Linked DNA regions of Homo sapiens: region 2 is linked to region 1. A link is an interaction called in ENCODE POLR2A ChIA-PET data of the cell type or tissue named here. Cell type or tissue: GM12878. All regions are shown on one strand. Each heading gives the region's core, and the rest is flanking DNA. Links, peaks and the distances in the headings are about the cores only. Region 1 overlaps TMTC1 (transmembrane O-mannosyltransferase targeting cadherins 1). Region 2 overlaps TMTC1 (transmembrane O-mannosyltransferase targeting cadherins 1).

Evidence for each region. ChIA-PET counts read pairs that join two places held together with the same protein. Peaks named below come from ENCODE experiments on the same cell type or tissue, not always from the same donor. Only the 100,000 strongest peaks of a DNase experiment are listed, where the experiment ranks them.
Region 2: POLR2A ChIA-PET joins it to region 1 with 7 read pairs; 3 of 35 experiments call an interaction of 5 or more read pairs at or near these places.

What each region holds. Positions count from the first base shown.
Region 1 is chr12:29,611,169-29,626,464 of GRCh38, forward strand. The region is part of intron 6 of TMTC1 (transmembrane O-mannosyltransferase targeting cadherins 1); the gene reads right to left. Among named protein-coding and RNA genes, the nearest start is that of OVCH1, 120 kb to the left of the region's middle. In GM12878, for the core only: no CTCF peak of the experiment used is centred there; no DNase peak of the experiment used is centred there.
Region 2 is chr12:29,537,197-29,552,492 of GRCh38, forward strand. All of the region lies in intron 10 of TMTC1 (transmembrane O-mannosyltransferase targeting cadherins 1), which reads right to left. All of the region lies in intron 5 of LOC105369714 (a long non-coding RNA gene), which reads left to right. Among named protein-coding and RNA genes, the nearest start is that of OVCH1, 47 kb to the left of the region's middle. In GM12878, for the core only: no CTCF peak of the experiment used is centred there; a DNase peak (open chromatin) is centred at 8,043.

The DNA of each region.
Region 1 (15,296 bases), core at 5,602-10,601:
CTGAACTTCTTTTTTTTTTTTTTTTTGCACAGAGCCTTTTGTTTGATTTGTTTTTAATCAACAGTCTGATCCTTCTTGCAAACACCAGTTCCTGAGATTAAAACGTCTTCTCTCACAACAGCAATTACCTTTCAGAATTAAGTGAGGAGGAATCATGAAGCTCCCGGATTGCTTTACTCTAATTGAGAATAAACTAATTTCTAACTTTACTTGGAAATGTAAGTTATATTCTGCATAAGTGTGTATTAAAATGTTTAAAAAATAAAAGCAAAAACCTTTTAGAAGGCACTTTATTGAAAAATATCAGTCCAGTGCAAAAATTTCTATTCACTTTAAGCAAGCACTAGTGAGGAGATAAGGTAATTAAGTAAATTAGAAAAATGTTGGTGAATAAATATTTTCCTGATTAGAATGCAACTATTACAGGAATTTATGATGACATAGAAAAAGTTAGAAATGAACTTTCTTTATTTTTGTGGTTCTGAACAAAAATGTAAAAGGCATTAGAAAGCTATGTATTGAATTTAAAAAAGTATGATGAAGACTAAAGAGATGGGGGAGAGCTGTAAGCGAAGACATCTTTGAAAGTCTGGTTTAACTTACAAATTATTATATGTGTGTTTCACACAGATGGGGCAGGGGGCAGGCCGCAGTAAAAGCAACCCAGTAAGTTGCAAGTGGTAGAGGATGGAGGAAAAACAAATATCTTTCAAGCACATACCATATGCCAGACACTTGACTTAAATGGGCCCACTGAAGCCTCATGATAATATTACAAAGTAGGTATAATTATCTCCATTTTTGTAAGTGAGGAAATTGAGGGCCAGAGAGCATGAGAGACTTCTCTTAGTTGATCCAATCAGTAAGAAGCAAGGGCTTCAAACTGAGGTCTGAGTCACTCTAAAGCCTGTCCTCTTCCCACAGTCCACGTGGCTTTGGTATTCGAAGTTAATGCCAAGTGTGGGGAGGAATTTCAGCCTTCTCTACCATCTGACTTCATAGCAGAAACACACTGACGGCAGATATGTCCCAGAAACTGGAGGTGGCCAAATGAGACACTGCTGAGGACCTCTAACAGAGGGTGCTATTGGTTTACTTTGCCAGATAAATGCAAGCACAAGATTGCATTCTACACTCTACAGGGATGCAACAGGATCTATGGCACACAACACATATTTCTTGTCAAGTACTCTGAATGCATGTGTGAAAGGTTTGAAATGGTTCATCCATTCATCTTTTTAAAAAAAAATTTTTTTTTGAGACAGGGTCTTGCTCTTGCTCTGTCGCCCAGGCTGGAGTGCAGTGGTGCAATCTTGGCTCACTGCAACCTCCACCTCCTGGGTTCAAGCAATTTTCCCATCTCAGCCACCTGAGTTGGGATTACAGACATGTGCCATCATGCCTGACTAATTTTTGTATTTTTTTTAGTAGAGACAAGTTTCCACCATGTTGGCCAAGCTGGTCTTGAACTCCTGAACTCAAGTGATCTGCCTGCCTCAGCCTCCCAAAGTGCTGGGATTACAGGCATGAGCCACTGTACCTGGCCTCATCCACTCATCTTGACACCCATCCTCTGAAAGAATGGACGTATACATATCCTCTGATCACAGTGGGATAAAACATAATTTATTTGACTGATCTTAGTTACTGACTTGTAAGTCGATATTATATCTGAGAGAGCTTGAGGGGTGGATAATAATCACTTTTGACATATGAAATCAAATACTGTAATGAAACTGCCCTTCTTAGTAAGGAAAGTGAAGGAGCATCCACATTCTAGTGACCACAGGGGTTCAATGAATAAATTAAGTGGACAGGTAAGTGGGTCAAAGGCCTTCTAAATTTAAATCTACACACATTCTTAACTTGTTATTGTTCTAAGCTTCTTTCTATAATATTCCACTGTTTATGATGAATTTTTCAGGAATGTAACACTGTGATCATCACTGAATCTTGTAACATATCTGTCACAGTATTTACACAGGCAGATGGATTTGGAAAATCAGAAGAGTGATGCTGCTCTAAGAGATATGTGTCCATGTGCATTGAGATCTAACCTAGTGGAGTGACTCAGGAGAAAGGGGGGCTTGAGTGAGGTACACCTAGGACCCCCACCTGACACCCATGACTTCAGTGGGAGGCTGTGGCCTGAGGTGCACTAGATGGGTGCCTGTGAGAATCAAGAGAGAACATCTGGGCAAAAGCTCAGCCATGTGCTGGGAACCTGTCTGAGGAGGGGGTGGAGAGAGACAGCCAGCTGCATAGGTGTCAGGGCTTTGAAGCATCATGCTTACCATATCCAGCTTTGATTGGCAAAATGGAGATGACTGTGGCACAAGTAATGCCACAGAATCCTAGGTCAAGAACTCTAACTTAATAAGGGGACCTAGTGTGGAAGAGAGATAGGAGCGCTTAATCATTTTATTCCCTCTCTAAGGATTCAATTAAGAACCAAGATGGATTTAAACATGCAATAAAGCCAAGAATGAATCTAGCTTTGATGAAATGGAAGAAAAAAGGAAAAGGATAAATCAGATACATTTTCATAAACCATTTTGTTCCTACGAAAATAGGAAATATCCATGCCTGGGAGAAGCGGTCTTCTACCTATGACTATAGCTCAAATGTTTCTGTTAGGAAGACATCCCTCGGGCAAAGTCTTCCAAAGCAGGATGATCACTTCTTTTCTGTTAAGAAAGTGACAAAATGTTTTACTTTTTCACAAAGCAAGTCACACTCACCAAAATGCATGATTCATCTATCCACTTGGAATTGTCATACAGAAGACAGTCCCTTTGTTCTATAATCTAAAATTAATAAGGAGAAAGAACCATAAAAAAGTTCACACAGTTTCACTCTCCTAGTGAAGATCTAAATGTTTTAGAGTAGCACTTCCAAAAGATAATCATCCATCCTACTTTATCAAACTACGGAGATATGTTTGGCTTACTTTAAGGATACTACACATGAATATAACAAGAAGTGTAGTAACTCTTAAGAGGTAAAAGAGGAAAAAAAGGTGAGATTTGCTTCCATGATTGAACTTCTAGAGGAATTACTATTCATGGTAGATTTGATTCCTGTTATCTGTCAATGTACTCACCCAAAATCAAAATATCTTTTATAATCAAAACATGTTGCATCTCATTGGACAAGACCCACATCCCTACTTCTGAAACATATGGTCACAAAATCCTGATGGATCATTTTGTTTCCACAAAGATGGTTAAAAGGCTCTTTACACAAATAATTGACATGATGGAATAACGCTCTTCCTTCACCTTGAACTGTGTTTTCAAACAGCCTAACTGCCATGGCTTAAAAGGGTGAATTTAATGGACTAATGAAATGTAGCAAAGGATGGAAACAAAGGTCCCTATGTTTGGAAATGGTATCAAATGCTTGTAATTTTCTGAGTTCAGACATGCACACACCTATCTTCATCATTTCAGAGCATGGGAGATGCATGCATAAAAAGACTGATTTTCACCAAAGCACAACAGCTCAAATATCTCAAGTGTATATAAAAGACAAGAAGGTTTATATGATCTATATGAGGCTTGACATACAGATAAAAGTAAGAACTTAATCCAATAGTCACTAGTTGGGAGTTATATTTTTCTTGGAAAAGTCTTACAAGGGAGTAGAAAATAAAATGTTTTAGACAAAGAAACAGAGAACAAACTTGTTTCTTCAACAAGCCTTGGCAATAAATTACTCCCCAAGTGAAGACATTGTCATTGTGAGGACCAAAATCTGTAACAGGCAGAAAAATAGGGTTCACTGGCCGAAGTCACCCAAATCAGAAGGAACTGTGGTGGACTGGAATGGAGAGAATTTTCCAGCCAATGTCAGGGAAGCTGCCATTCCTAAATGTTCTTTCCAATTAATCACTTTTTCATACCAAATGCCAGAGTCCTGGGTTATAAGCGAACAGGGCCAATTTGGCCATTTAAAGTTGCCAGGTTCTTTTGTAAATACTGGTGGCCTGTGGCAATTAAAACCAGATGGGATACAAAAATGAGAGCAAGTCTGAGAAGAAGTTCTGTTAAAAGTGCAGCCATTTTTTAGCAGTCACACACTGGCTTCTCAGGAAGCTCCAGGAAGTCTTTTCTCTGTCCTCCAGCTCTCCTGTAAGAACCTTCCATGAAAGGTTCCCGCTGAGGTGCATGTAACAATGTCTTGAGGCAGCCACATCTCACTTTCTACTTAGAGAAGGCCAAGAAAACTCCCTCGAGTGCCTTCTTTTAAATCATGTTAAGCAGGTGAAGATACAAATTTTTAACTTATTCCAGTTAAAAGAAAAAAATACCTGTAGAGAGATATATATGGTGCTACTTTGGTCTTGCTTTGGAAACTGCCACTTATTAATAATATACCAATGAATGAGCTCTTCTAGGTGAAACTTGCCTCCCCAAACTGTAACATTTCATGAATGGCCTTGCAGGGTCCCTCATCCATCAGGACTCCCAGCAGTCACAGACACTGTTGTATCAAACATCTATATACACATTTCTAATTACAGCCTCCATAGAATGAAAAATATAATTGGTTTCAAGGTCTTAGGTTACTGTTGCCTTGTTGAAAACTATAAAAGGAATGGTTTCAAAGGAATCCTTTTTCAGGTGGTATTGCTAAAAAGGTAATAATATGAAAATGTTTTTGTTGATGCTGTGGTGGCGGTTGTTTTTGGAGGTACAAAGAAGGCAAGCAAGGAAATGTTTAAACATTGCCCAAAAATGAACTCTCAAGGTCCAGTGACCCAGGCACCTTTGTATATCAAAGTTGATACTTCCCAAAGCACGTTGCAAGAACATTTATCCACAAGAAGTCCCTAAAAAGGGGTTCCAAATTCAAATAAGTTTGAGGAATGCCATTCATGATACGCCCCTTTTGGAAACTCACAAGGCTTAGAGCAACATAAAGGCTTTGTGAAGCCCCCCAGTAAAGAAATATGTTTAACTTTTTGAAACCTAGTGCTTGTGAAATGCACAACTGTAGAATCTTTATTTAGAGTAACCTTACTTAATGGTCTGTATGATGCTGTGACATATTTTGAGAAATGCTGGTACAAACTGCTCTAGCAGAATGAAATTAAGAAAAGTTCTCACTTCAGGAGTTTCTATAACCTACTCCCCAAAAATCAACGCGCTCTCTGGCAAACACAATTTCACTGATCTCAACTATAGCCATCACGCTACAGTTGAAATACATTTTCTGGGGCCAGAGGCGGTGGCTCACACCTGTAATCCCAGCACTTTGGGAGGCCGAAGCAGGTGGATCACCTGAGGTCAAGAGTTCAAGGCCTGACCAACATGGTGAAACTCCGTCTCTACTAAAAATACAAAAATTAGCCAGGCATGGTGGTGGACGCCTGTAATCCCAGCTACTCAGGAGGCTGAGGCAGGAGAATCGCTTGAATCCGGGAGGCGGAGGTTGCAGTGAGCTGAGATCATGTCATTTGCACTCCAGCCTGGGCAACAAGAGCAAAACTTGGTCTCAAAAAAAAAAAAAAAAAAAAACATTTTCTGCTGTTCAGCCCTTTGTAGAGATGAAGAATAACTGATGGCCATTTTCTACACTAAAAATCACTATACATTTAGAGAACTTTGTTAAGCCATCTATCTGCATAGTGGTGGCTCCAGCTGAGATAAATCCTAAGCACAGGAAGGCTTCTTGGCATCGTTAAACCATATCAGTGTTTATAGAGATAACATTCTCATGGGTGGGGTGGATGCAATGGAAATGGAGAAAACCAAGCTCTTCAAGGCACCCTGGGTCGTCTTATAACTTTATTCTCTATACTCTTAATATTGTTTGAACCAATGAGTGGTCAATTAAATCTCTAATGTTTTATCTTACTGTTTACCACTATGTTTTTCCTCTCCAAATGCACTGTCCTATACCTACATATTCCCTACATATTTCTTCTGCTTGTTTCAAAAAACTTTGTCAGTTTTTAAGATCATTTTCCATTTCCATCACACCACTGGGTATGTGACGGCTCACTCCAGTTAGTCATGCAATTAGTCATGCCTCTGCCTACAAGAGACACAAAGTACAAGGAGCAGGCAGATGACGAAGGGAACCATCAGACACCTCCACCCCAGTTTACGTGCTTTGTCAAAGCACTCTTGAAAAATTTCCCATCCTCATCAATGGTTCTCTTGGAAAAACCTGGTCATTGATTATTCATTCGTTCAACAGATATGTTTCATTGCCATCTAAAAAGATAGTCTCTTTGGGCACTGTACTTACTTAGAAGCAAACACTTAAAGAATTTAGCAATCAATCACTCCCATCTCTTTTGTATTTTCCAGGTACTAGTCTAGGCTCTTGGGAAAACATCAGTAAGCAAAACAGACAACAGAGAGAGAGAGAGAGAGAGAGAGAGAGAGAGATAAAAACCCTGCCTTTCCAGAGAGGAAAAGAGAGAAAGAGACCACGAGAAAGTGAGTCAGTGAGGCTGGTAAGGGGTATCTGTAATACACAGATTAAGGTGGACAAGAAATGGAGAGCAATTCTAAACACAATGGTAGGCTGCACTGAGAAGGTGGCAATCAAGCAAGACTTGGAGGAGATGAACAATACTTATTTCATAGTAGAAAATGAGTTCAGGAAGTAGCAAGGGAGATAATGGAGTGGGGGTTGGATGGGACCAGCACATGTAGAACCTGTCAGGCCATTATAAAGGTGATGACTATTGTTGTCAGAGAAATAAGGAGCCACCAGAAGATTATAAATACAAGAAGGGCATGATCTGACTTACATTTTAAAGTAATCACCCTGACCACTGTGTTGAGGAATAGACTGGACCTTGGCGCAAGGGTAGAAGCAGGGAGATCGGTTAGAAGGCTATGGCAATAATCCAAATGAGAGATGACGGTGGCTTGGACAGGGTAAAAGCAGTGAAGGTGGTGAGAAGCTGTCAGTGTCTAGATGCATTTTGAAAATATGGTTGACAGAATTCTCTTGATGGATGAGATATGAAATTTGAGACAGAGAAAGAGAAAAAAGGAAATCCCCCAAATTTTGGCTCAGGCAACTAGCAGAATGCACTGAGATGAAAAATGCTATTGAGGCAACACACTGAATGGGTAAAGTCAAAAGTTAAATTTCAGAATGTTGAATTTGATACTACAGTGTGGAGATGCATGTATATAGATGACACTTTCCTTCTTGAACAACCCTAGGTCCTACATATATTATTTCACTTATTTTTATTATATTACAGGTGAAAAATAAATTTTTTAATACTCACCAATGTTTCTGCTATGTAATAATGTAGACATATAAACATTAAAGCTCATATTACAAACTTGTTTTCTTTCTAATATTCTATGCTTCCTCCTTAGGCAATGTACATGTAAAAATAAGGAATTTTAGATTTTTTTTTTTTTGATGGAGGGATGATTCTTCCCAGGGTTGTATTTATCACCCTTGCACTCCCTTTATAGGCTCCTTGGGCACTGCACTTACAGCTAATCACCTAAAGAATCTGACAGTCAATCACTACAGTCTCCTCTGTGTTTCCAGTAGGCTTTTTGTCTAGAGGGACTTGTTTTAGCTGCTTTTATCTCTGGGACTCCTAATTACATATATCAGGGTTTTCTCAGAACAAGATGGAAAATGGTGTGCTCCTTTAAATAGAAATTTCAGGTTCTAGATGGAAATGGAAAGGACAGAACGGTTCTAGATGTTACAAAAATATCTTCTGACATTTGTCACAGTTTAAAAACAATCAGAAGCATTGTCTGCTAAGTGTTAATGAGCTGTTTTTATGAAAATATGAATCATTATGAGAAATAACAAATGTAAAAATTAAGATTCCTTCTCAAAAGGTGGCACTTGCTCTGAGTAATAATATAGACTATGAAATCTCACTGAGAATCACAAAGCATACAAATCAGGGGAAAAAAAAACTAAAGCTGTTAGTGATGTCTGATAACTTCTTTTTCCATTATACCACTATCTAAGACTCACTAATAAACTCAGTGAGTCTTCCAACTGGGGGGTAAATAAAAGAGGGGTAGGTAAGTCATTTTCTTATTAAATAGTGTGACTTGTAAAAATGTAATTGCCTGTGAAGGCAAAGAAAAAGACAAATGATTTAGCGATGTGTAAAACTTTTGCCAGGCCTAGATCAAAAGCCAAGCAGAGCACTCCAGGTACAACTGAATGGTATATTCCACATGACACGAGGAAAGAGGATTTGTAAAAGTTTCAGCTCCAGAACAAGGAGAATAATTTTACAGGTGACATATTAATAATTGACAAAAAGGCAGGTCTTGGTAAGACTGCTCAAGGGCCACTGATTTTCAGGTAGCTGCTGAACAAAGGGTTGCATTTCTAGTGTCCACGTTGTTCCAACCCCTGATACTGAGGGGAATGGAGAAATCCAGCGATGGTAGCATGATGTTTTATGAACAGCAACAACAAAAATGATTTTTTTCTTAAATCCTGACTATTTTCACAAAATTTTCAAATACCACTAAAGCCATCCATAATCTTTCTAAAGTCTGGAGCTTTAGGTGATAGTTGCAATAGCCATTTGTAAATAAGTCACTAAATTTCCCATTCTTCCTTCCCCTTGATAAACGTTCAGTCTTAACAGAGTGATTTTATGTTATATTCTGCCCTTCTGTTACATTTGAACATACTACCTTCCCGAACTATGCTTCTGCACTTAAAACCTGCACTTAAAAGTGTGTTACTACTATTACCTCTTATGTCAAGAAGTTAAAGAAGCTCCCTGTCACTCAAGGTAAAGGATGAAGGGAGGTGGGGAGGAGAGCATTAACTTTTATAAGCAATAGTAATATCAAACATAGATTCTGGTCATGGAAGCATGCCTGGACTTTGAAATACATCGACTCAAGAAAAGGCAGTCAATTGGATTTCTTTTAATAAAGGCTGATATTTCTACAAAATGGAGACAGGATCCCTCATTGTACTCCTGGGTTTAAGCTGTGAGAATTTCATGATGCTGGAACAACACAGGGCTCCTCATGTGTCAGCCTCCATACTGAGTGTTTCATGTGGCTTGCCCTGGTCCAACCACAGTTGGTGCAGGGAAGATCAGAGAGGGGCCCACACAGCTATGCAGTGGCAGAGTCTGGCCTCAGACTCAGCTCAGTGCTGATCACTCCCCTCCACAGCCTTCCCTCCCCCCAGCCTTGGGACTCTCAATCTGGAATCTGGGCAACACAACTCAACATGCATGCAGGAGCTACCCCCAACACAGAGGGGACTGGCTTCCACTTGAAGTTGGTGGTAAATTTAAAGTGAACTAAATTAATTATTGAATTTCATGTGAGACTAACAAATGAAATCGAATGACAATCATAAGTCTGATACAGTATGTATCACATATGGTAAAGCAATGACATAAAAGTATGTGGGAAGGTCAGTACAATGGATCTTTAAATATGTTCCATTTTATAATGAGGTACAGATCCAACTTCTCTATTTTCTAACACTGCATCAAATGAAGTGGTGAGCTCATTTTCAAACTCTCATCAGAAAGATGATATGAAGGAAAATCTCAGCTTTGGAGCATGGCCTATGGGCCAAAGTTGACTAAAACTACTGAGCTGGAAAACTGTGACCCACATAGCAGAACATTATCAGCACAGGAAAAAGGTGGCAGGTGGAGAAGCCAGCTGAGAGCAGGGAGAAGAGGCTGCATCAACTGGGCTGGTCAAGTCTCAGACAGAACAGCATCTCATACAATGGCTACTCTCATGGCACTGGTGGTCGGGGTCAGAAGGACCGTGGCAAGGCATCATCAGGGTCCATCTATCGAATACTGCAGTGGTCTCCAGGCAGAACAAGATGGATGGGTTGTAAATGGGCTAGAAAGATTGGATCTATAATAGCACGAAGAGGATTTTCATGAATTGAGGTTACAAAAAGAATAGAGAATGTGCTGTTTGCAAAGAATGGGAACTGAAAAGAGGAATGTAGGCCAGAGGAAAAAAGAAAAATCCGTGTTGGCATAGAGCCATTCACTATTAAATGCAACCTTCATTCCCCAAGTTCAATTTTATTTTACCATTCAGTATATTAAAACATGATGCTTATTTTACCAGGTTTATAACTGCTATTCTGGAATTTAGTGATCCTTGTGCCATAATACCATAACCTATTATTTGGCTGAGCTAAATGCAAAATAATTTCCAGAAATCAGCAAGTGTGTTCAGTTCAACCATATGGATCTATGGTAGTACAATGTTGTACCCCAGGGAATGAAAAATGTATGTGACAATGATGAAACTGAATAGTTGTGAAAGACTGCATGGGCAGCAAAGCTCTAAATATTTACTACCTTGTTCTTTTTTTAAAAAAAGTTTGCCATTTCTTGGTCTATCCTACCGTATTGTGTTTATTCCCATAAGCTTCTCCAAGTCCTTTTTGGAATGAGGTGAGGATGCCAATATGCAAATAATCACTTTCCAATAGTGGCTTTCGTTTTGATCTTACCTTCTTGTTGAGATGTGTGGGAATTTTATTTAAAGAGAGCTCACAGGCTGACATTCTCTGTTTATCAGCTCTGTGTGGTGTTGTGGTGAGTAGGTTGATGGGGTCTGTGACATGGACCAGCATGGAGGTAAATCCAAAGTGAGGATGAGAACAGGCATGAAGGGAGATCCCTGAGATGAGAAGGCCCTCCCTGAGTGAGGAGCTGCATTAGCCCTACCCCACCCCTACCCTCCATTTCCACCAAGTTGTTGCTGGTCGTCACCTCTACCAGTCAGGTTGCAGATTTTTCCCCACATGGACATGAAAATTTGGCTTGTTTTCTGGGGCTCGGTGCCACAGCCTGTGATTTGTGTTGGTTGCTAAACTATCACCCTACTAAAAATTTAAAAAACAAATAAAAACCAAACCCCTCAAACCCATACCTATGAGGTGAAGGGAGGGGAGAGACAGGACTTCCACTGCCCAATGTTCATTCTCAAAAGACATCTCATGACTGAGGCTATTATTAAGAAAGTCAGGTATCAGTAGCCCACCTCTTTTTCTCTCATGTTTTTCTTTTACAAGTATGCTACAAGATTATAAAAGGTATAAAAATACCTTAAAATCTCAAGACACTCTGTGAGAATGTAATAAAGAACCAATACCAAATAAATTACTCTTAAATATAATTTAATGGTGTTTCCTCTGTAATGCAGGGAAACCACATTAGAGAACACAGGAAATTGGGAACTATAAAGAATAGGACTGACTAATAGTATTAACTGCTCTAAATAATCCAAATTAGACTGGCTACTTTCCTGATATATGTCACTTTTTATTGCAAGTCAACAGTCTGACATAAAGTCTATAAGAGCCATAAAGAAAAACTCAAGTGCATTTTCAGCCGTGGTTCTCCTGGGGCATACACACTCACTATTCATAGAAAAGAATGGAATATTCAGCCTTTGTGGCTTAAATATCCTTTAACTGTACATGCATTCCCACAGAGTGATTACCCTCATCACAAAGGGTCAGAGCACATTAGTTCACTTTAAAATTCATTGTTAAAAACAATTCGATCCAATAAGAAATTTCTAGATTGTTCTCTACATTATGTAATATAAATTCAAATGCCTTTCTAGAGAATGAATGGTGTGTGAGTAGAAGGAGGAGATGAAGGAGAGGCACAGAACGAGATAAATTCTACTCTTAAATTCTCAAAGATGCCAACTGAGCTCTTCCGTGATAAATAATAAACTACTCCATGAGGTCTTAAATTTCGTATGCCCTGAAAATAAGACAAACTAGAAACAATCTCTAAATTCATTGTGTGGTTATTTCTAGAGAAAGGAGCATTTAGATTCTGTATTCTGCCTCTCCCACTCAATTCTGGACAAGATCTTGTCAAAAGTAAAACATCTACTCTTTGAGTTGCTTACCCATAGAAACAGTTCAACTAGAGATGGAAGTGGCCTGGAATAGTCTGCAATGTGTAATGGTGTCTAACTTAACTTACTTCTAAAAAAGAAAGAATTTGTTTTTGTTTTGCATAGTTATAAAAATGTAGAGGAACAGATATTCAACAGAGGCCTATGAAGAGCAGGCTGTGGGGATTGGTTTTGACAGATGACACACCTACTGTTTTACATGACTTAATTTGTCTTACATGCCTTAATTTGTAGTTTTATAAAGTTAATTACTGAAATGTTAATAAAATGCAAATAAGTAAAATACAAATGCATTAGGAAAGAGTATGCTCCCACCTCCACCTATCTGGTGTCCTGGTTGATGATGAAATAGGAAGCAAGAAGAAGGTTTTTGGTAAATTGGAGAAGAAACAAAGATTATAAGCATATATCTTGCCCAAAATGATGCAACAAAACTGGTTAATATTAGTAAAAGAGGCCAGGAGCTGTGGCTCATGCCTGTAATCCCAACACTTTGGGAGGCCGAGGCGGGTGGATCACAAGGTCAGGAGTTTGAGACAAGCCTGGCCAACTTGGCGAAACCCTGTCTCTACTGAAAATACAAAAATTAGCCAGGCGCAATGGCGGTCACCTGTAATTCCATCTACTCAGGAGGCTGAGACAGGAGAATCGCTTGAACCCGGGAGACGGAGGTTGCAGTGAGCCAAGATTGTGCCACTGCACTCTAGCCTGGACGACAGAGCAAGACTCCGGCTCAAAAATAAATAAATAAATTAAATTAAATTAAATTAAATTAAATTAAAAGCAAGATATGCATGTCTTACAAATCTCTAGTGACTCTAAAGCTGTCCTTTTCCTTCAGTCCCCACCTCCTGCACTCCATGGACACACACAGAAGCAGCTAAAAGACCTGGATTCTCTGTCTTGTTTTTGTTTTTGTTTTTTGAGATGGAGTCTCTGTTGCCCTGGCTGGAGCACAGTGGCACAATCTCGGCTCACTGCAACTTCTACCTCCCAGGTTCAAGTGATTCTCCTGCCTCAGCCTCCTGAGTATCTGGGATTACATGCACCCACCATCACGCCCAGCTACTTTTTATATTTTTAGTAAAGACAGGGTTTCACCATATTGGCCAGGCTGGCTTCAAACTCCTGACCTCAAGTGATCCACCCTCCTTGGCCTCCCAAAGTGCTGGGATTACAGGCGTGAGCCACTGCGCCCAGCAAGGACCTGAATTCCTTTCTCTAGTCTTATTTCCTCCGCTGGCTTGGGCCCACCAAGAAGAAAACTAAACAAAACAGAGCCAGAGGTCAGGTGGAAGAAGTATGGCAAGGGAAAGGAAAGTAGGCGAAGGCTTAAAAAGATAGAGGTTTGATACTGTGTGTGCTCAAGGTATCACACACAGTATCGCACACACTCGCTCCTTAATCACACTGATGTCAACTCATATGGCTGTACCCAGCCCACTTGGCTCCAGCCATCTCAGCCTCCTTACTGTCTGTGATGGGTCTAGTACTTTCCTGCCTCAGGGACTTGGCACTGGCTTTCCCTGCTCTTGGAATGCTCTTCCCCAAACAGCCACATGGCTCACCCTTGCACTTCCTTCATGTCTCTGCTCTAATGTCACCTTATCTGTGAGGCCAGCCCTGACCTCTTCGCATCACCTAATATTTGACAAATCAAGACATATTTTAAGTGTTTAACTGTAAGCTCCATGCAGGTGGGACTTTCATTTTGTTCACTGTGCTAATCACAGCAACCAAAAGGCACTCAATCAATATTAAGACAAGGACAGAGGAAAAAGTAGTGAAGCTACAAAGAACATATTCTCCTTTCAATATAAGCCAAGGTTGTTTTCTATGATTGAGAATCAATCAAAGGTGAAAATGAAAGATCTTTCCATGAATCTCTGGACTCACTGCATACGCTTGTTTATTCAGTATTTTTTTCTTGGTAATATATAGCTTCACTATCTCAAAATTTATGGATATAATCAGGGATTATAAAATAATTTCAGCTCGATACTTGCTGATTCAGTACACAACTCGTTTGGAAATATTCCAGGTGGACCGACCTGTGCTTATTCTGCTGACATTATTATAAACATTTCATCTATTGTTTCTTTTTAACACAGAACAATGTCCATAAAGCATGACCTCTATGTTCATAAAAGTTTAATCCTCCTGTTTACTGCCTCAGATTCAAAGCCCTTACCATCATGTCCTTAGAAGTTCATCATCACACACACACAAAACAGGATTATTCCCACTTCGAGAGGTTACTAACTAGTAGGAGAACCTGACTGTAAGGCCTGATTCCTATCTCCCTTCTGGTGTGTAAGCAGATCAAGAAAAGTGAAACCAGGCCACAAAAACATGAGCAAAGCTCTGTCTCCAACCTCTGAAAGAAGAAAACCTGGAGAGTGTAAGTGGCCAAGAATTGCCAGAGGCTCTAGTTAAACGGTTGCAAAGAATGTTCAAGATGAAAGCCACTACAGAAGAGCTCAATCTTAACTATCCCCACAGCTGGAATGTTCTGCTAAGTTTTTAGGATGCATTAAAGTGATTTTGAAACAAACTCCCTGAAAGAAAAGGATCAACAGCCTTTCACAGAGGAAGTTTCCATTCATTCATCATGTTATCAAAGACACTCTGGGGAGGGCCAAGACTTGCCTGTGTGCAGGGTCTACTGCCATCATGAGAGCTTATGTTTAACACACTTGACCGAGATGACAGCCTGTGGGGAATCACCAGTCCCCTTAATTAGCTGGGAGAAAGTCAAGAAAAACCCTTTCTGACATACCCATTCAGGCTCCACTATATGTGCTCCTGCAGATCAGTTACAATAGAGCAGGCACACCAATCCATGAGCTAAGGTCAGATAATAAAACAAACCTCATATTCACCCCTAAATATTTCATGCGGCTGTTGAGCACAGTGCTTTTCAAGCCTTTAGATATATGTCTTACAAGAAAAGATTCTCTAGACTAAAATCTATTTGAACAGAATTGCTAACTTTTTGCAGTTTTATTCATTTAGATAATAGATACTGAGTGGCAAATTTAGATAATAAATAAATAAAATTTAGGTAATAAATATTGAGTGGGGCAAGTTCTTAGTGATAGAAGTATGGCAGTGAACAAGACAGCAAAAAATATTTGTCCCCATGGGGCTCATGCTCTGGTTGGCAGAAATAGGCATTAAGTAAAATAACCAAACTATATAGTATTTTAGAACTTGAAGTTTAAGTGAAGGGAGTTAAAAAGTAAAAGGGAGATAAAGAAAGGAGTAGAGAGTATATGACTACATTTTAAATAGGATGGTTAAAGTAGACCTTACTAACAAGGTGAAATTTGAGCTCAAGTTTATGTAACTAATTGGCATGCCAGAGTTTCTTAAGGATGGTTATTT
Region 2 (15,296 bases), core at 5,290-10,289, 74 kb before region 1:
TTGCACTATACCAAGGACACAGCCTAAAGGTCCCCTCCTCTTTAACAGTTACCAATATAGAGTTGCGTGCTTGTGTTTTTACTATGCACTGATTTAGCAATGACTATGTGCCATATACCCTCATATCTTTCACATAACATTATTAATGTATTTCTCACAACAATCACATATGGTAGATATTATTGTTCTATTATTATACTCATTTTTCTAATGAGAAATTTTCAATTCAGGGAAGTCAAGTGACTCATCCATGTTTATATAAACAGTCTTCGGAGTGCTCTTCCATCATACCATATCTGCTGATTCTAACTTCTTAGGAATCCACCCCTAATGACCTTTCTGCTCAAAGTGTGATTCATAGACCTGTTTCAGCAACATCACCTTGGAGCCTGTGAGAAATGCACAATATCTCAGGCCCCATCCAGACCTACTGAATCTGATCCTTCAGTTTCAAAAGATTCCCAGGTGATCTGTATGCATGCTGCGATTTCAGCAGAACTGTCCCATGAGGTATCAAAGGCAGGTGACCGTAGCTCCTGATACAATCCCCTCCATCTCCCACGCCCCGGCCCTACAGCTCCAGTTTCTGAGGATGAAGTGACATAGAGGGAAAACTAATATTCACTCCATAAGTTTGAGTTCTTAAGTGTTAGAAGCAGCTTGTTACATAAGGCAATTTCAACTATCATAGACCTTGGGGAAAAAACCGCCATGCTTCCAACATAGACCTTGGATTTAACAATTCAATGAAGCAAATATTTATCATTATCGATTATATGTCAAGCACTTAGCTGTTTCTCAGGAGAGGTGGTGGTCTGCACTATCCTCTTCTTATTAGGGTCTATCTAACTCCTAATGGGCTCTTGTTCATGCAAAGTCCCATCCTTGAGAACAGGTATAACACCCATGTCCTTAAGTGGATTGTCCTTGGGATGGCTTTCAAGTTGCATGGTTATAATTAATTTGTATTACAGCTCGCTTAGTGCTTTATTATTGATTCACTCATTTCGTGGACATTTAAAGAGTACCCACAAGACTCCATGACTTCCATACACACACTACGTTTACATACACTCAAGTTTCTATTCTATAATATACCTTCATGTAATTCTTCCATTGGCACATGTTTTTTAAATGAAATGTATTTTTGTATCCCACTAATTTGGCTATTATCTTATGGTCAGCAGAACTCTTCCTCCAAAAATGCATAAATCTTTAATAACATTAATTTGGAAATCCTCTCAAAGTCCAAAGGAAGGTATGGACTTTGAAAATTAAGGCTGAAAATTAAGTCCCTTGGGATATAATTTAGCTTAGATATTCTTCAAATCAGGAGAGAAAAAAAAACCCATAACATCTTCATAGCAATGACTTAATGGTTTTCTTTTGTCGTGGCTCATATCAGTTAGAATGGAAACTTAGACCTTTTACATGTGAGCTTAGCAAGATGACCATTCAGTACAGTCTATGAACCTAAATGCTTGAGTTTGTCCATGAACATTCATGTGACACGATGGAAAGATTATCATCAAAATTATATACCAAGAACCCAGATTCTTGATAAAAAACATCATCTCCAAAAATCCTGTGAGAGACTAACAGACTTTAAGAAAAACACCTCATCATGTAATTAATTTAGTATATGAGTATTACAAGATGCAAAGACTCTGGCAGAGAAGACATTTCTTTTTGGCTGTGTACTCCTGGAGGATTCTCCTTTTGCTTGGGAGCCGCTGAGTGTCATTAAGCACCAACAGGTCAGGCTAACAGACATCACATGCCACCTTGAGAGAGATTTTTAAATTCTTCTTAAAGAAAGCCCAATAAGTTGATAAGTGGTGATTTGTTATTGTTTCTAAAAGGGAGAGGAATGAAGAGAATATTTCTTCTATAGTCTCTCTTGCTCACCCCTTGGTGGGAGCTTATGAAATAGGTGTGGCTTTGACACAATAACTTAGAGAAGATAATTCATCTAAATAAAACCTTTCTTGGTTATATAGTAATATGATTATTATGTGAGATTGAAACTTAATTTCAAACTGTTTCTGATGTTAGTAGCATCCCTTTTTCATATCTGTATTATAGCACGTTTCTCTGATAATTATCCCATATTAAAAATCAGTCCTACAATACTATTGGATTATTGCAGTCTTACTCAGCACTTACTCAGTTTCGCTTGCTAATGCCTTGGTTCACACATCTGATTTTAGTTCCCTCATTCTTCTCCTTTTATTACGTGCCGACAACGGGAAGAACTTTTTCTAGACCTCTGCTTTCATATATAAAAATCTTTATTAATGTCCAACTACCTACAGATAGACTCTTAGGCTAAAACCCTCTACAATATGGTTCTGACTAGCATTCCAAACATACCCAGGTACCCGCTACTCCAGCGAAACTGGGTGGCCTTTGGCATCTATTCTGCAGAACCTAACAATGACCTACTCCATTGATTATCTTCACTGTACCTTACAAATCACTGCGTGTGCTTTAAAAAAGACTTTAGTGCTCTGAGGCTTGGCCTCTTAGTAGGATGCCCTCCGTATGAATATGACAATCACCCAGATTTGAGAATCATGGATAGACTCCAACCTCAATTTACAGTACTAGAGACTGAGATTCAGAGTGCTTTCATGATTTGCCCTGCTCCTAAGCAAAAACAAGGGACTAGCCCTAGGTCTTCCGCCTCTCAGCCTGGTGTTCTTCCCACACCACTTCACAGATGGCTCTTCTCTCCTTCCTATTCAACTCTGGTTCCCAGAGACACCTTCCCTGACTTGCCCAGCTCAAAGCTCCTAAAAACACTTAAGAAAACGAAGAACATATGTATACATATGTATCACCTTTCTGATATTTCAGTTTTTTTTTCTATCATCATAGGAAAAATATGGTAGGAAAATGCTACCTAGAAGCCCCATTCTGACATCTATATTTTTCTTCTCTGAGATCCTAGTGAAGCACGTGTGGGGAACCTACTGCTGCCTCTTGCGAGGGGGGATCCAGGTCCATCTAACAGTGAATGTGCCATGCAGACAAGTTTTTTAAGCTGCATATTTCACAATAGTTGTTTCCTAAACATTTACTCTCTGCCAAGGACCATGCTAAGTAATTTACTCTAATTCTCATTCAGCATTATAAATTTGGCATAATTATCTCCCTTTCAAAGATTTAGACAAAAATACTGACCACCATCATCCCAAATGAATAGAAAACTAAGGTTTAGAGAGCTCAAGTGATTTGTCCCCAGTCACACAGCTTCGATAACACCTGGACTCTAATTTAGAACTTCAAATCTAGACCGTTCCATTGAGGCCACACTTGGCATTTCTGTGTTCACTCGCTGAAATGTTATACAATTTATCTGTGACCACCAGGTTTTAAGTTCCTTCACAGGTGGGACCTACATCTTACTAATGTTACTTTTTTTTCCCCAATTCAGAAAAGTGACTTGCACAGAGTAGAAATTCAATAATTGCTGCATTCGTTTAAAAAAAAAAAATCACCGTAGTTTTGGCCAGGCATCGTGGCTCACGCCTGTATGTAATCCCAGCACTTTCGGAGGCCGAGGCAGGTGGATCATGAGGTCAGAGGAGTTCGAGACCAGCCTGGCCAAGATAGTGAAACCCTGTCTCTACTAAAAATACAAAAATTAGCCAGGCACAGTGGCGGGCGCCTGTAGTCCCAGCTACTTGGGAGGCTGAGGCAGGAGAATGGCGTGAACCTGGGAGGCGGAGCTTGCAGTGAGCCGAGATCACGCCACTGCACTCCAGCCTGGGCGACAGAGTGAGACTCTGTCTCAAAAAAAAATAAAAACAAACAAACAAACAAAAAGCCATAGTTTTACTCTTTATTTCTAGATCTTTGTAAATCTCCTTAAATGTTTTCCAATATTTGAATAAAATTTGACAAAAGGTGACAATATGATTCCCCCATGTTACATTTTGTTTCTACAGTTCTTTAAGTATTATAGACGTGATCCTAAGGAAGACAGAAGCAGCCCAAGCCTAACTTAGAATCATAAGAAAATCACAGGCACCGCATCCACGTTTTGAAAATCTGTTCCTTACCAAGCACACTGCTAAGCCGCCTATCCACCTTACCACTATATGGTAGTTAAAAGCACAGACTTAAAAACCAGAAGGACTGGCGTCTCACTCTACATCTACCACTTACTAGCTGTGTTTCCTTAGGCAAATTATCTGACCCCCATGCATCTCAGGCACTTGGTAGGTACTGTCTATGTTTTGGCTTTTATTATTAACTCATTTAATGTTTCTAAAAATCACCCATTGAAACCTATTCTTTTCTTAATTTTTAAAACCAAGGAGAATGTGCCATTTTTGATATAGTCTCTCCTAAATAATATCCTTCCACATTTCAAACCATTCATAAAAAGCTTGGGTTACACATCAGAGAAATTTTTCTTTGTTTCTGATACCACAATAGTTTTTCACTGTTGCTTTTTTTTTTTTTTTTTTTTGAGACAGAGTCTTGCTCTGTCGCCCAGGCTGGAGTGCAGTGGAGCAATCTCAGCTCACTGCAACCTCCGCCTCCCAGGTTCAAGCAATTCTCCTGCCTCAGTCACCCAAGTAGCTGGGATTACAGGCACACACCACCACGCCCAGCTAACTTTTGTATTTTTAGGAGAGACGGTGTTTCACCATGTTGGCCAGGATGATCTCAATCTCTTGACCTCGTGATCCGCCTGCCTCGGCCTCCCAAAGTACTGGGATTACAGGCATGAGCCACCTCACCTGGCCCCACAATAGATTTTTAATCTAATAATTATCATACCTAAATTCATAGCATTGTATTAATTTAGCCATTTAGACCGAATTGACAAGTCAATTTCAAAGGGGAAAAATATTAAAATAACTTTTCTTCTCTGAACTGACCAAGTCCATGGGTCATTTCTCTGAGTTATATTGAAAGGCCAGAGTTAACTAGCCCATAATTGGTGAAAAATAGATAAAATCGAACATCAGTATATATCCTGTCCAATCAGGCACAGACACACTTTGATTTTGGAGTCACAGAAAACTCTGAATCCCTTTAAGAACTCATGTGATACTAAAGACACCAAGAACAACAAGGACTCTCAGAGCTTCTGGTAGAGGGTTCAACCGGCACTGATGGAACTCTTGGGGATCCCTGCATAGGTAAAAAGTGCAGGTAAGCGTAAAACTGCTCCAGAATTTGGCAATATTATTGCCCTGCAGCATCTGGAATTTCCTTAACTGCTAAACAGCATCACCAGCTGACGACTGATAATAATCCTCCGTGATCTAAAATATTTTGTCTTTACTTCTCTCTTAAATCAACACTTCTGAAATTCTGGTGCGTAAAACTCTCCAGGTGTTTGGTAAAGTGCAGAATGCCAGGACTGATAAGATTCAGCAGGTCTTGGTGGGGCCCAGGAATCATTAGGATTCTAAGCCTCTCAGGTGATTCTGCTTAGCATGGATCAATTGATCCTGCAGAGGAGGCTAAATATAATAGGATGCTGAAAGCTAAAAAGACAGGATAAAGAAGACTTCCCTGGGACAATCTGACCAAAAGAGAAAGGTGGCACTGGCTGGTTAATTTGCCCCATGAAAGATACTCCTGGATACCAGGAAATGTGGCAGGATGGGGTTGGGCAGAGTAGAACTCTGGGGTAATACTGCAATGAAAAGAGGCAGTTTTCTCTCTCATAGGGGCTGTATTGTGAATATCCTTGATTGCATATCCAAGTCTTAGCTCCTGTGTTATCCATCATAACAAAAATAAAAATCTCCTAATATTTTGCAGCAAAACTCAACTCTCTCATGTTTCCCCCGGGAGCTTCCAAAAGGCTAAAAAATTCCCGAGAATGTGTTCCTGGGACCAGTGACATCATCATTAATTTCATAAGAGAAACATTAAGTAGAAATTAGATCTTGTTTAGAATGTACGAATTTTGCCATTAAACACTTGTAGTTTCACAGGGAATTTTCCCTTTGGTTACACAGCATTGGGACTGTTTTTCCTGTGTGTTAAGTAAAAACATTTGCATCGTGTCACTTTCATGGCTCCATGTCAGTGACAGATATTTAGCAAAAGCAAACAAGGTTTCGCCACATTTTTCTTTTAGTAATTAAGTACTGGGTAAGTTTGTCAATTTAGAGAACTTTTTGGATTCCTGTCTAAAGTCTCATGACATATTCATTTAAACTGAAAGTAGATGCTTGCTTTGAAAAAGTATTGACATTTGGGGAGAACGTAGGAAATGCCAGTAACAGAAATAAATGGATTTGGCGACCCTCTTGGTGGCAGTAAAATTTCCCATTAACCACAGTGTGAACTTGGAATGCTGGGCAGACCTCTTAATTACTATTCCTTTGTCGGGGTGTCTGTTGTTGTTGGATTCAAAATTGATGTTCCCAACAAATGAAAAAGATCATGGTTTTTTTTGGCATACTGACTTTACCAGCTCTTCTAAAAAACTGAATTGTGAAAGTCAAATTGTAAACGTCTGACTGAGATGATCTTTACAGAGCACACATGTTTCTGTAGCTCTACTATCTTTCCTGTACAGAAAGAAAAGAAAATCAGATTATATTCTATGTAGCTTCCTTTAGATTCAAGTTTACTGAGCACACCTGGGAAATGTAATGGAAATATAGCATCTAGTTTACTAGGGGTTCACCCTAATTTTTCTGCTTGACTTTCTACAGAAGCCACGTGGAACTGTGTGGAGGACACAGATTCATATTATGTGGTTAAAAGAATTTTAAAAAATATTTTCGCCAGGTGCAGTGGCTCATGCCTGTAATCTCAATACTTTGGGAGGCCAAGGTGGGCAGATCACCTGAGGTCAGGAGTTTGAGACCAGCCTGGCCAACATGGTGAAACCCCATCTCTACTAAAAATACAAAAATTAGCTGGGCGTGGTGGTGGCGCCTGTAATCCCAGCTACTCGGGAGGCTGAGGCAGGAGAATCACTTGAACCCAGAGGCAGAGGTTGCAGTGAGCTGAGATCATGCCACTGCACTCCAGCCTGGGCAACAGAAGCAAAACTCCATCTCAAAAAAAAAAAAAAAAGTCAATTCACAGTCAAACTCATTAGACAGAGTGGCGCAAAAGTGGCACTGGCCTAACAGTTAACATTCAGAGAATAGGCCACTTGCCTCCCTCCCACCCCCCATCCTACCCTTCTCCCACCTGGAAACTGAGAAATGGTAAGATGGAGTCACAGGGCAGCAGAAATGGAGATGCAGCTCACACACACACCTCACACTGGGGATGGCACAGAGTAGGTCCTGAGGAAATGTTAGTCCTGAGTTCCTCTCCTTTGTTTCTTTGGAACGACTCTTGGTGTCTATCGTCATCCAGATGAGGTCACTGCTCTGCACCCAGGCAGTGGAACACCTGCCCCACTGTGCCTTCCTCTGCATCTGCAGGGCTGGTTCTGCGCATGGGGGCGGGCTGGGATAAACTAGTCCCAAGCCAGTTTCACTTCAAAGTGTATGCAAATATATATGCTAAATCCTTTCAAGATTAAGGGAAAGTGTAAAACAATGCTCCCAGGTAGGGACCTAAAAGGGAAGGCAGCTGAGAATAACTTAATTTAGTCAGGATTCATTTGCCCCATAGCTAAAAGGATGCTTTGATGATGCAGTTTAATGCGTGTTCCTGGGTTTAGGCTCAGGCTTGGGGTGGTCTAAATCTCAGCTCTGCCCTCACCAGTTGAATGATGTGTTAGATGCTTCATCTCTAGGAGCCCCAGTGGCCAAAGAGAAATGTGCTTATTATTAAATAATCTCTACCTCTCTAGGTTCCTGTAAGAGTGGAGTAAAAGAACATGAGTGATATGCTTAGCCGAGTGTCTGGCACATAGTAGGAGGCAATAAATGCTAACTCCACTTGCTCCTTTCTCCTCTCCAGCAAGATTCCCAGCTCAAATTTCTACCAGAAGCCTCACAGATGGGTTTTTTTTTTTCAGCAGAGGCAGGATGCTATTACAATGCAAGTACTTCCTCTGGAGAGAAAAGGGACTTTCAAGTTCTTCTCTGGTCTTCTTTTTCTTTTACTTCTCAGTTAAAAGACCAGAAACCTGTAGTTGTAGTTAAAACCACAGATTCTTGCAGCTGGATAATTCTATGAGATCACTTGTTCTCACCCTTTGTTTTAAAGAGATGGAGGCCGGGCACAATGGCTCACGCCTATAATCCCAGCATTTTGGGAGGCTGAGGAAGACGGATCATTTGAGGTCAGGAGTTCGAGACCAGCCTGGCTAACATGGTGAAACCCTGTCTCTATTAAAAATACAAAAATTAGCCAAGCATAGTGGCTCATGCCTGTAGTCCCAGCTACTCAGGAGGCTGAGGCAGGAGAATCACTAAAACCTGGAGGTTGCAGTGAGCTGAGATCAGCCCACTGCACTCCAGTCTGGGCAACAGAGCAAGACTCTGTCACACACACACACACACACACACACACACACACACACACACACACACGGATAGAAACTAAGCCTCAGCAAAGTTTAAATTTCCCCGAGCTGTTCAACTGCAGGGGTAGAAAATGCATTATCTACTTCTGATTCATTGCATATTTTATACCAAGGACCTGAGTTTCAAATTGAAAGTGAGAAATTATGTCCCTGGGCTGATGATAATTAATAATAGTTAAAGCTTATTTCATCTTCATTGGGTAATAGGGCCTATGTTGAGGACTTACACGCATTATTGTATTTAGTACTCATGAAAGATGTAGTTACTAGTATTATTTGCACTTTATACACGAGCAGTTGGAGGCACTGCAAGGTAAAATCCTTTTCCCAAGGTCACATGTAATTTTGCAGTAGAACTGAGACTCAAACTCACTAAGCTCTCCCAGCTGCTAGTCTTGAGGAGAACACACAGGAGGTGGTAGTGAGGCAGCATGATGTGGCAGAAAGCACTGGCATCAGTTTCCTGGCCCTGGGCTCTCTCCTCACGTGATTCTCAGTCTGTAATGGGAGAGTGATGGGCTTGTCCTAGACAACTGGTGTGGGCAGGCTCATGAGACATGAGAAGTGCTGAGCAGAGTGCCATTTAAGTGCCAGTTACTGTTGTCCCTGTCACTTGCAGGAGGAGGGTGGCCAGAAAGCTGAGGGAAGAGAGCCCTGCTATGCTGGCCGGCAGACAAGAGGCAAGGCATGAAAACACCAAACTAAGGGAACTGGGCCCTATATCAGGAGGGTACAAATGGGAGGGAGGTTGGCAGAATTGCTAAGGAGTCACCAAGAAGGGAAGGGGCCTTATTTCATGCTTCCTGGGACAGACCCTGCAGGCCACAGACAGGGGTGGAACATGCATATTCCTCTTTCTGTCCTTCCTATTTCTCTTCCTGGCCTACACAGAGCATTTTTAGATTTAAAAGCCTTTTGATTATGTCTAACAGCCTATATGCCAAATTTAATTGTCTGGGTAAAGTTGATCTCCTACTGGGCTTTAGAAAAAATGTTCAGGCACTTGGTACCCTAAAGTAAGACAAATGTATGCAGAAAGAAATTTTCAATGATTATCCACATTTCTCTTATTCTTTTAATTGAATCAGACTAGTCCCAGCTACTCGGGAGGCTGAGGCAGGAGGATCGCTTCAGCCCAGGAGTTTGGAAGTTTGAAGCTGTTGTGTGCTATGATCGCACCTGTGAATAGCCACTGAACTCCAGCCTGGGCAACATAGTGAGTCCTTTTCTCTTAAAAAAAAAATTCCTCTTTCACCTTGAGTTATTCCAAAAATTATTCCTTTTTCACCTATATCTTGAGTCATCCCAAGTCTTTCAGGCAGCACAGGAGCTCAAGGGGACAAGATAACAAAGGATTCCGGGAAAGATTGTAAAGGGTGAATGGGGTGGGAAAATGATTTTCAGGACAAGGGAGACTACTGAAACTCTTGCACTTGACAAAGCAGTCTGGCCTGTTTAATTATCCTCTGTTAGAAATATTTATGCAATGAAGGAAAATGATGACATTCCAACTCCTTCAAGAGAATGTAAACAAAAACCAGGGGATTCCTCAAAGCTTGCTCCCACCCAGCACTTCCTGGGCAGCTCTGTCTTCAGGTCTCCGCGGTGTTTACTGCAGTCATTACAAAAGGAAAAGGAAAGATTGAGAGAAGATTCCTTGCAAAGCACATGATGGATTTAAAACAACGCAACCTCAACTCATTAGTAATCACAGTATAAATGAGTGGAGTTGCAGTAGGGGAGAGGGACTCACAAAAATAGTTTAATCATTAGCAATCTGTTTACATACAAACAACTGCCAAATCTTGAGTAAGTACATAGACATTCTCGTTATTTCCCAGTAACTTAATTTTGGACAGCCACTGACCATGAAATGATAAAAATGTAAATGAAACCACATTTTAAATGAACTAGGAAAGTTCTCTATTTAAAACCTCAGTCACAGTCTCTAAAATGTAACCTGGCAGGTTAGTATTTCTCATACATTGACAAATGGCCAATCTGGCTGGGGTCTGGGTTTACACAATATGGGAGAGGAGTGAAGAATAAGGAGGAAAGTGGCAGGATTATGGAAAGCCCTGAATGCTAAGACATTTGGACTCTATGTGTGTACGCAATGGATATGAAGTGAATTTCTTAGCTGTCCCTAAATTTATAGGAAGGGTCGAAGAAGAGCAGATGTTGGATTTGGAAGAGCAAAATAATGCACTGTGATAGAAGCAATGAAATAAAGAGCTTCAAAATCAGAAGGAGATCAACAGTGTCATATTCTTCACTGCAGAGAAACTAAGGGAGTAAAAGCTGGCAGAGCAGTGAATGCACTAGACAGCTGTGTGAACAGGTGCAAAGGAGAAGCACCAGGCGCTAACCATTCTTCTTGCCAATTTGATCAAAAGCAAAGAGTGAAGACAACAACTGGAGGGAGCGCCTCAACTGAGAAAGATTCCCTAGGGGGATCTGGGGCATGCTGAAGTTGTGGACTGGAGAGAATTTGAAGACCTAAGAGAGAGCCTGTGGTAATAGAAGAGGAGAGAAATAGAATCAGGAACACATGTGGATTCTACATTAATGACCACTAATGGCTAAAACACAGCACCAAATGTTCAAAAGGATATGGAGCAAATGAATCTTTCCCCATTGCTGATGGAGTGAAAAATGGCACAATTATTTTGGAGAACTGTTTGTCAATTGATATGGTTTGGCTGTGTCCCCACCCAAATCTCATCTTGAATTGCAGCTCCCATAATCCCCACATGTTGTGAGAGGGACCCGGTGGGAAGTAATTGGATCATGGGGGCAGGTTTTCCCCATGTTGTTGCCCTGATAGTGAATAAGTCTCATGGAGATCTGATGGTTTTATAAAGTACAGTTCCCCTGCACACACTCTCTTGCCTGCTGCCATGTAAGATGTGTCTTTGCTCCTGCTTCACCTTGCACCATAATGGTGAGGCCTCCCCAACCATGTGAAACTGTGAATCCATTAAACCTCTTTTTCTTCATAAATTACCCAGTCTCAGGTATGTCTTTATTAGCAATATGAGAACAGACTAATACAGTAATTTCTGAAAACATTAAAGAAACACCCAAATTCTACACCTATATTTATATATTTATATATTACATATAAATATATAAGTATAAAGGTTATATATTGCTTGATTATATCACTTATCTAAAATATATAATATATAAATATATAAATTATATAAAATTAATATACAATATATAATTATTAATATATTTATTTACATATTATATAATATGTAAATAATATATAATATGTATGACATATTTAAATAAATTAAATATATAAATTAAATTAAATATATAAATTATATATTATATATTATATGTTATATATTTATATATTATTTATATAAATAAATATATATTTACCCAAGAAAAATGAACATACAAAGATTGGGAAGTGAATATTCACAACAGCTTTATTCGTAATAACCCATACCTGTAAACAAACAAGTATCCACCCACAGTAAATGGATAAACAAATTATCTAAGATTAATTTCAATAGAATACTACTCAGCAATAAAAAGTAATATGTAACAACATGGATAAGACTAAAAAATTGTGCTAAATGAAAATATCCAGATGCCAAAAATACATACCAAATTATCACTTTAAAATAAAGTTCTAGGCCAAACTAACTTATCGTAAAAAAAATAAAATCAGAACAGTGATTGCCTCAGGGGAGGTGGAAACTTACTGGAAGGAGGTATGGAAGGTCTTTCTGGGGTGATGGAAATTGTCTACGTTATTTTGGGAATAATTATAAGAGCACATAAAATTGTCAAAACTCATTGCACTGAAGACTTAAGATTTGTGCATTTTAATACATGTTAGTTATGCCTCAATTTAAAAAAAAACACACAAACACAGGTATAAACACTAGCCTCATGAAGGAGGCAAGATATTAATAAGGCTTTCTTCTATGGGAGAGCAAAGCAAGCAGGAGTCTACGAACATGCAGGAAATTTTGAGATAGAAAGAAAGGAAACTGTAATATTTCACCTTGAATGACCTGAATATTCTAAGTAAAAGTAAGGGATGAGGTTGTCTTCTGGGTGTGTGTACAGGGCACTGAGGAGGGGAACAGAGGATGTATGCATTAGGGAAACAGGAGATAACATAAAAGACCATAAGGAATGAATTTTCAACAGCTCTTACCCCTAATCATGGTTTTGTTTTCCATGTAGGGATCCCATTCAACTCAGATTTGTATTTTTTTCCTCTATCATTTGATAGATTGGATGACAGTCTAGAGTCCTACATTCTCTACAGGAGTGAAAATTGTTTCTTGGGGTGGGGATGATGGTGGTGAAAAATAATCATAGACATTACAATGGTTTTGGGTCTTTCCAAGCTCAATCCTATGTAACAAATCTTATTCTTGAGTGTTTAATTGGGGAGAAAGCTGATAAGAAAAAATATCTAAAAAAGCTCCTTAAAAGAGGTGAGTATGATAATGAAAAAAAAAATTGAGAAATATTGGTCTAGGGAAAGCAAAATACAGGTAGTGAAGTAACTTGGGTTGGCCTTGTCAGGCAGGTAAATGTTGGTAAAAGTGTGAAAGAGTCTAAGTTGATGTCACGTGCATTACTGAAATACATCAGATAAATTAGAGATAGGGTTATAAATTATGAATGCAAAAATCAGGGAGAAGAGAGGTTCTAACAGTGATCAAGTGCAGGGCCGGCAGGAAAGAGGGAGCAGGAGAATAGCACCTGTCACGGAAGCTATGCTGATGCTTAGGTCTTAATAGAAGGCAACTGAGCAGACAGAGGAGCGAGGAGGTGGCAGGTCATAATCATGATCCCTTTAAAGTGTCAGCGGGAATGAGAGAGTGGGGAAAAGGGAAGGGAGGACAGAGGTAAGAGTTTAAGCTCAAAGAGGAGCATTTCGGAGTTCAAATGCTAGAGAATGACAAAGTCTGCATAATTAAAAAGCCAGTGGCCAGGCCATGTTGGTAAATGCTAAGGTAGAGCATAAATGGGGGGCCCTGAAGGGACAGAAGCACAGGAACTTGGTGATGGATCTTCTTGCTGAAGAGCGCAGCATAGTTTGGTGAGCAATGGAGAGTCACTGCCCTGGTGCTCAAGTCCCTGAGGATGATGGAAGAAGGTACAAGAAGTTGTGAAATGGCAGGGATGAGGATGGTGTTATGAGATGCTGGACTGGGCTTTAAAAGAGCAGGGAGATTGCATCACTGCACTCCAGCCTGGGGGAGAGAGTGGGACTCCATCTCAAAAAAAAAAAAAAAAAAAAAAAAAAAAAAAAAAAAAAGAGCAGGGAGACAGAGCTAGAGAGAAACAAACATGATTTGGACAAAGATGAAGGGGAGCAAGTGTAATGGGATTGGGACTAGAAGTAACTAAAGGTGGAGGGAACAGGTCACTACCACAGGGGTGCAGAGTGGGGGATAGAATTTCATGCTAAGAGGAGGATGCAGAAAATGCTCATCTGAAGCTGGTATACTAATGTGGTAGTAAGGGTGTTAAAAAGTTTTCTTTATCCATGTGGCTGGCATTGTCTACTCTCCGGGGCTTCAGTTAAAAGGTAGAGAAAAACTACTATCTTGAATGTATCAACTTCCTTTTTATGAAATAAAAGTTTGTGTGGCTAGTGCCAAAGGTATTAGGAAACATATCCCTAGCACTTAAAAGATAATGGTTACCCTTATTTCTGCCTCCTAATATTTTTTAGATATTCAATTTTCTAAAGGATCAGACTAAAGTAAATCAAATATATCCTGTTATCAAATTCATCTGCTATATAGTTCAATTATTGGACATTCCATTACATTTTCCCCTGAGTTTTGATTATAAGATTTATTGTAATACCTACCTAACACTCATATTCTATTATGTGAACAAAAGGTAGTTTTGGCAATAAGGGAGGTATGACATGGTTCTTCAAGAAGTTCTTTTTATATTCCATTTCAGTAATAAACACCAACAGCTATTTTAACAGAGCATTCACAGAAATATTTTTCCCATATCCTGAATTTAAATATTCTATTATATTCTGTTGAGCCATCAGGGACTTCCGCTCTGTTCATCCATAAAAAGTTCATGCTAATCTTGCCTATTTTCTTTCTTCTTTTTTTTTTTTTTTTGACATTTTAAATTCTAACCAAAGCCAACAAGAATTAATATAAATTAAGAATGCTGGCATGGAAAGCTGCTTCTTATCAACCTCTCACACTGTAAATGTGCTGCACAGCATCATGACATATTAGCTGCAAAGTCCAGTGAAATGGTCATAAAAGGGGCCAGATATATTTGGATAACACTCAGTGAAGTCTGCTGCTATGAATGGGTCTGAAGCCGTCTGTCATATAATTCCAAGAATTCAAATGAGTTGCTATAAGATTGCCTTGGATGCTCTGATAGAGTCACGTCTTATTTAGAGCTTCTGGCCTGGACAAAGACTCATATTTCTTTCGAAGTCAAGGTTATTAATAAACATCTGTGTTGTACAATATAGTAGCCACAAATTACATGTGGCTACTGAACACTTGAAATATGGCTGTCCTGAGATGTGCTGTAAGTGTAAAGCACACATTGCATTCCAAATATTTCATTTAAAAAAAAAAGAATGCACACCATCTCAGTAATATTTTCAATTTCTCACATTAAATTTTAAAAATTATGTTTTAATATTAATCACATGCTAAAATAATTTGAATACATTAGGGTTAAATAAATATTATTAAAAATAATTTCACTTTTTAAAATGTTTTAAAATCTGGCTACCTAAAAAAATGTAAATTACATGTATGGCTCTCATTTCTACTGGGCAGTG